Linked DNA regions of Homo sapiens: region 1 is linked to region 2. A link is an interaction called in ENCODE POLR2A ChIA-PET data of the cell type or tissue named here. Cell type or tissue: IMR-90. All regions are shown on one strand. Each heading gives the region's core, and the rest is flanking DNA. Links, peaks and the distances in the headings are about the cores only. Region 1 has its middle 7.3 kb from the start of CTSS. Region 2 overlaps CERS2 (ceramide synthase 2).

Region 1 (2,909 bases), core at 279-2,778, 200 kb before region 2:
GCTCTCAATAATTTCAGGTTGCCTTCTCTATCCTTCTTTACACATCTGATCTCATACCTGATGTTTTTTGCTTTTAGCCTTGATACCTCTATATGTATTTCTATCCATAGAAATAGACAGTTCAATTTCCTTAATGAGAAATTAGCATAGGAACAAATTTCTTTCCATCAAGATTAAATGGTAGACAACTGCTTTTACAAGGGACCATGTATTTTTCCAGTCATTGTTTCTCTGTCTGACGAGGTCTATAAATCTACACTCAGTACAGAGCATAAACGTGGTGATTAGGCAACAGCACACCTTCTGTCTCCATTCCTGGGTATTGCCTACATGGAATTGTGTATGAAATTATGTCTCTACCTGTTTCCGGTAATCCTCTACCAAGTGGGAAAAAATTTTGGGGTTAATTGTGTTTTCTAGTGGTACTCTAAACCGGATTCAGGACGGCAGCGGCCATCTAAATGTCTTCCTTTGTTTATTTCTAAATCCATAAATTAATTCCAGATTTACCAAGAAACTAAATTGAGTTGATCCCAAAATGAAACAGGGCTCTCAGGGACATACTCACTTCTTCCCAGCCTGCCTTTGGACTCAGTAAGTAAGCAGAGACTGTGTTTATTTGTCTGATATACATGACCCCTGGTTAATATGTAGGTCGTAGAAGAAACCAAAATTTTACTTATGGAAGGCAGGGAGAATAGAGATGAATTACCTTTTGTGAGAAAAAGAACAAGTGACATATTAACTGCTATTGTATTTTCTGTTGTCAGGACGTGGGCTGAGTAAAAAGCTTAAAAGCTTTTGCATATGTCTTGGTTCTGCCATCTATTGGTTATAAGGCCTGGAACAAGTGATTTAACATGCCCATGGCTCACTTTCCCTATGCATAAGTACGGAAATGCTGACTTAGTGGCAACTAAACAGTGGAAGACACCAGCAATAGAATGTAATTATAATATCGCTCCATGAGATGGTAAGATTTTACAGTTCCAACTAATTATTCCTGAGTCCGTTCCTTTTGCAGAACAAGTTTCTAATAAAGTACTCAGGATTAAGATAGATGGTTATGAGCAAGTGCTACCATTTAGGATATTCATTTGAAATACTAATGCTCCTGGCATTTTTTTTTTTTTTTTTTTTTTTTGAGACAGAGTCTCGCTCTGTCACCCAGGCTGGAGTGCAGTGGCGTGATCTCAGATCACTGCAAGCTCTGCCTCCTGGGTTCATGCCATTCTCCTGCCTCAGCCTCCCAAGTAGCTGGGACTACAGGCGCCTGCCACACGCCTGGCTAATTTTTTGTATTTTTAGTAGAGACAGGGTTTCACCATGTTAGCCAGGATGGTCTCGATCTCCTGACCTCGTGATCCGCCCGCCTCGGCCTCCCAAAGTGCTGGGATTACAGGCGTGAGCCACCGCGCCCAGCCGCGCTCCTGGCATTTTTTATTTTTATTTATTTATTTTTTTTTTTTGAGACAGAGCCTTGCTCTGTCGCCTAGGCTGGAGTGCAGTGGCATGATCTTGGCTCACAGCAAACTCTTCCTCCTGGGTTCAAGTGATTCTCAGCTTCCTGAGTAGCTGGGATTACAGGCATGCCACCATGCCTGGCTAGTTTTTGTATTTTTAGTAGAGACGGGGTTTCGCCATGTTGGCCAGGCTGGTCTCAAACTCCTGACCTCGGGTGATCCACCCACCTCAGCCTCCTAAAGTGCTGGGATTACAGGCATGAGCCACCATGCCTGGCCAAGAAAAACATCTTTAATACAAAAACACAGAAAGGTTGACAATAATAGGAAGCTAAAAGCTAGATCACACAAACGCAAGCAACAGCAAAATGTGGGTATAATTATTCAAATATCAGTCAGAGTAGACTTTAAAGCAAGAAGCATTATGAGGCTAAAGAGGGAACTTTCATAATGATAAAGAAATAAATGATAAAGGGACCCGCCAGGAAGAGATTATAATCTTAAATCTGTATGCTCCTCAAAACATGGCCTCAGAGTCCCATAAAGCAAAGATTGCCAGAGCTAAAAGGAAAAATAGATAAAATCTGCAATCATAATGGGAGGCTTTGAGATACCTCTTTCAATAGCTTGTAGAATAAGCAAATGGAATAAATTAATAGCGATATAGAAGATTCGAATAATGCGATTAATGAACTTGTCCTAATTAAGATATCTAGAGCCTGTCCTCAACAACAGAATCCTTTTTTTTTTTTTTTCTTTTTTTTTCACCCAGGCTGGAGAGCAGAGGCAGGATCACGGCTCACGGCAGCTTTGAACTGCTGGGCCCAAGTGATCCTCCCAGCTCAGCCTCCCATGTAGCTGGGACCCCAGCCCCAAGCCACTGCACTGGCCTCAGAATATTTATTTTGAAGGGCACATAGAATATTTAACAAAATTGACTCTGTATGTGCTGGGCCATAAAATATTCAAGTCATTTAGAGTATGTTCTCTGACCACAGTGAGATTAAGCTAGGCCCAATAACAAAAATGTAATTAGAAAACCTCCCATTTAAGTGATATACTTCTTAATAACCATGGTTATTAAGAAGAAGAAATCATAATGGCAATTAGAAAATATTTTGAACTGAGCAATAATTTTTAAAAATGACATATAAAAATGTGTGAGATCCAGCTAAACCAGTGCTTAGAAAGAAATTTATAACTTTTTAATGCATATATTAGAAAAGAAGAGGCCGGCGCGGTGGCTCACGCCTGTAATCCTAGCACTTTGGGAGGCTGAGGTGAGCGGATCACGAGGTCAGGAGATTAAGACCATCCTGGCTAACATGGTGAAACCCCGTCTCTACTAAAAATACAAAAAAATTAGCCGGGCATGGTAGCGGGTGCCTGTAGTCCCAGCTACTCGGGAGGCTGAGGCAGGAGAATGGCGTGAGCCTGGGAGGCGGA
Region 2 (2,871 bases), core at 1-2,500:
TGAGGCAAACCCTTCTTCCCCTTCCCTACAACCTACAACCCATCTGAGTAGCAAGTCCCTAAAGAAAAATTAAGAGACAGGGTAGGCTGGGCAGTAGCTCACGCCTGAAATCCCAGCACTTTGGGAGACCAAGGCAGGCTGATCACTTGAGCTCAGGAGTTTGAGACCAGCCTGGGCAACACGGTGAAACCCCATCTCTACAAAAAATACAAAAATTAGCTGGATGTGGTGGCACATGCCTGTAATCCCAGCTACTCAGGAGGCTGAGGTGGGAGGATCACTTGAGCCTGGGAGGTGAAGGTTGCAGTGAGCCATGCTCTTGCCACTGCACTCCAGCCTGGGTAACACAGTGAGACTCTGTCTCAAAAAAAAAAAAAAAAAAAAAAAAGCCAAGGTAAAGCAAAATTATGTCCCCAAATGACACTGAGCTCCACAATCACTGGACATCGAACTACTGCACACAAGGTTGACACTCCATGCCAAGCCATCTAGTCCCTACACACAAGGCAGAAGGACCCTATGTATAACTCTTCAGAAAGAAAAGTGAAGGTAGGGCTGCAAAGAGTCAGGGATTGTGGGGCAGGGAACCAAGAGAGCGGACCAATACATCTGATGGAATTAAGAGCTATTCTTTTATTTTCTTTTGAGACAGGGTCTTCCTCTGTCACCCAAGCTGGAGTGCAGTGGTACAATCACAGCTCACTGCAACCTCCACCTCCCAGGTTCAAGCCATCCTCCCCTCCTGCCTCAGCCTCCCGAGTGCCTGGGGCTATGAGTAGCATGCACTACCAAGTAGCACACACCACATCTGGCTAATTTTTGAATTTTTTTTTTGGTAGAAACAGGGTTTTGCCATGTTGCCCAGACTGGTCTTGAACTCCTGGGCTCAAGCAACCTGCCAGCCTTGGCCTCCCAAAGTGCTGGGATTACAGGCATGAGCCACGGTGCCTGGTCAGAGCTATTTCGTATAAATGCTCATCCAGAAAACAGAATCCTAGTCTGCAGGGGAACACCCATACCCTCTCAGTCTAGGAAAGAGCCGCTATGTAAACCTCCTCCCCCAACTGAAAGACGAACAACATGGTGGGAGTGACCACTTGGATACCCAGAGGAGGGAGGGAACGGTCAGACGTGTGTGGCTCATGAGGGAAGAGCAGCTGCTTGAAGCTGAGAGGAATGGCAAGATGGTCCAGGAGAGCCAGGGATGCTGGGTCCAGCAAACACCTGGCAATCCTAGGACTCAGCAAGAAGCCGCAGCAGGATGACCATGACAGTCTTTTCCAGGCTCCCCACCCCTTGTTCTCCTGGGAAGGAGATGAGGCGGTGGGATTTAGGCTGGCCCAGAAAGTGAAAGCAGAGACAGGAAGAAAAGAGAGTGGTGAAATTGTTATCCACAGTGACCTGGAGACTAGTTGGTGCCACTGACTGAAGACAGAGCCTGAGACCACAGCTGGGCTGGGCTGGTCCTGCTGCTGCTCTGACAGCTCCCGCTCCACCCCCACCCACCACTGTAGCCCTTGCGAAATCCCTCAGCCTGTCACGGGTCAGTATTCCAGCTCAAGGACTTTACCCCCTTGTCCCCACTCCTGGTCACTGCTCTCTCGGATGAAATCAGAGGTCAGCACTGCCAGTAAAGGAGCTTCAGCTCCACCTTCTCCCCTCCTCCTCCCCCAAATCACACACACACATTCCAGACACTGCCCCTGCCCCCTCCACCTCAGCCAGAATAAATATTTAATTAAACAGATGGAAGCCTTCTGAACTGAACAAAATTAAATGTAATTATCCACAGTGGAACTTTCCCCACACAAACACACACTTTTTTCCTAGAGAAAAGTTGTAGAAAATTGAATAAAGAAGGGACAAGGGTAGAAAATGCACAGAGAAGGGACAATGCGGAACACTTTGATGTGTGCACATGGCCCCCTCTTCCCACTTTTTTGCTCAGCCTGATTGGAAGCGAGAAATCAGCCTGACCCAGTCACCTGACTGCTGTCTCTTGGAGCCCAACTTCTCCAGGGAAATGTAAAGCCAAAGGTACCATGTTGCCCTGGCAGTCCTAGACTTCAGATCCCATCCCCAACCAGGTCTGTGAAAACTGGCAGGGATGTTTCTCTAGTCAGGCGGCAGGCTGGAGTCGCAGAGGGAGGGTGGAGCCCCTGCTGGACTCCTGGGGCCCAGGAATGTCTCATGCCTGCAAAACAGGGGGTGGGGGGCAGGCAAAGTAGGCACTAGAGCATGGTCAAGGACAGACACCTGGGCAGTGCAACTTCCTCATCCCCAAGATGAGATAGCGCCTGTCCTCTTCCACTCCAAGCAGGGAGAGTGGAAGACTTGGGAAATGCAGATTAATGGGGGCTTTTACACTGAGGTTGCAGGCTTCCCATGACCACAGCCCTCCCTGGTGGTCCTGCACCTCCATTAGCAGAGAGGCACTACCCCCATCTCCCCAGCAGGGAGGCCCCAGATTCAGCAGGGTCAGGACCTCTGACTCAACATGAAGAGAGGGGAGGACAGCTGGGGCCTGGCCGGCCTCACTTACACATCCCCACAGAACCAAAGAGTTGGGTCCCTGTGGCAGTACTGGGGAGGCCTCTTAGCACCAGCACACAGATCCAAGCAAGACCCCATAAACAAGAGGCTGGGGCAAGAAAAGCTGAAGTGTACACACGGTAAGGAGACAACCCTGTTTTTCCAGGCCCCCTGGGCCTTCAGGGCAGTTACTTGACTTCTTATGGAGAAAATCACATCTAGAAACACTTTTCCACCCAGACTTCACTCCCCCATACACATGAAGAGACATGGTATCTGTCTACGCTCTCTCTCACACACACCTGCCTTGGAGGCACAGATGCCACTTTCTGAGGCACA

The links. ChIA-PET counts read pairs that join two places held together with the same protein. Peaks named below come from ENCODE experiments on the same cell type or tissue, not always from the same donor. Only the 100,000 strongest peaks of a DNase experiment are listed, where the experiment ranks them.
Region 1: POLR2A ChIA-PET joins it to region 2 with 10 read pairs; 2 of 35 experiments call an interaction of 5 or more read pairs at or near these places.

The regions. Positions count from the first base shown.
Region 1 is chr1:150,771,664-150,774,572 of GRCh38, forward strand. No RefSeq gene overlaps it. Among named protein-coding and RNA genes, the nearest start is that of CTSS, 7.3 kb to the left of the region's middle. In IMR-90, for the core only: no CTCF peak of the experiment used is centred there; no DNase peak of the experiment used is centred there.
Region 2 is chr1:150,969,864-150,972,734 of GRCh38, forward strand. All of the region lies in intron 1 of CERS2 (ceramide synthase 2), which reads right to left. Among named protein-coding and RNA genes, the nearest start is that of CERS2, 3.5 kb to the right of the region's middle. In IMR-90, for the core only: a CTCF peak has its summit at 2,457; a DNase peak (open chromatin) is centred at 1,498; H3K4me3 peaks cover 345 bases; H3K27ac peaks cover 1,956 bases.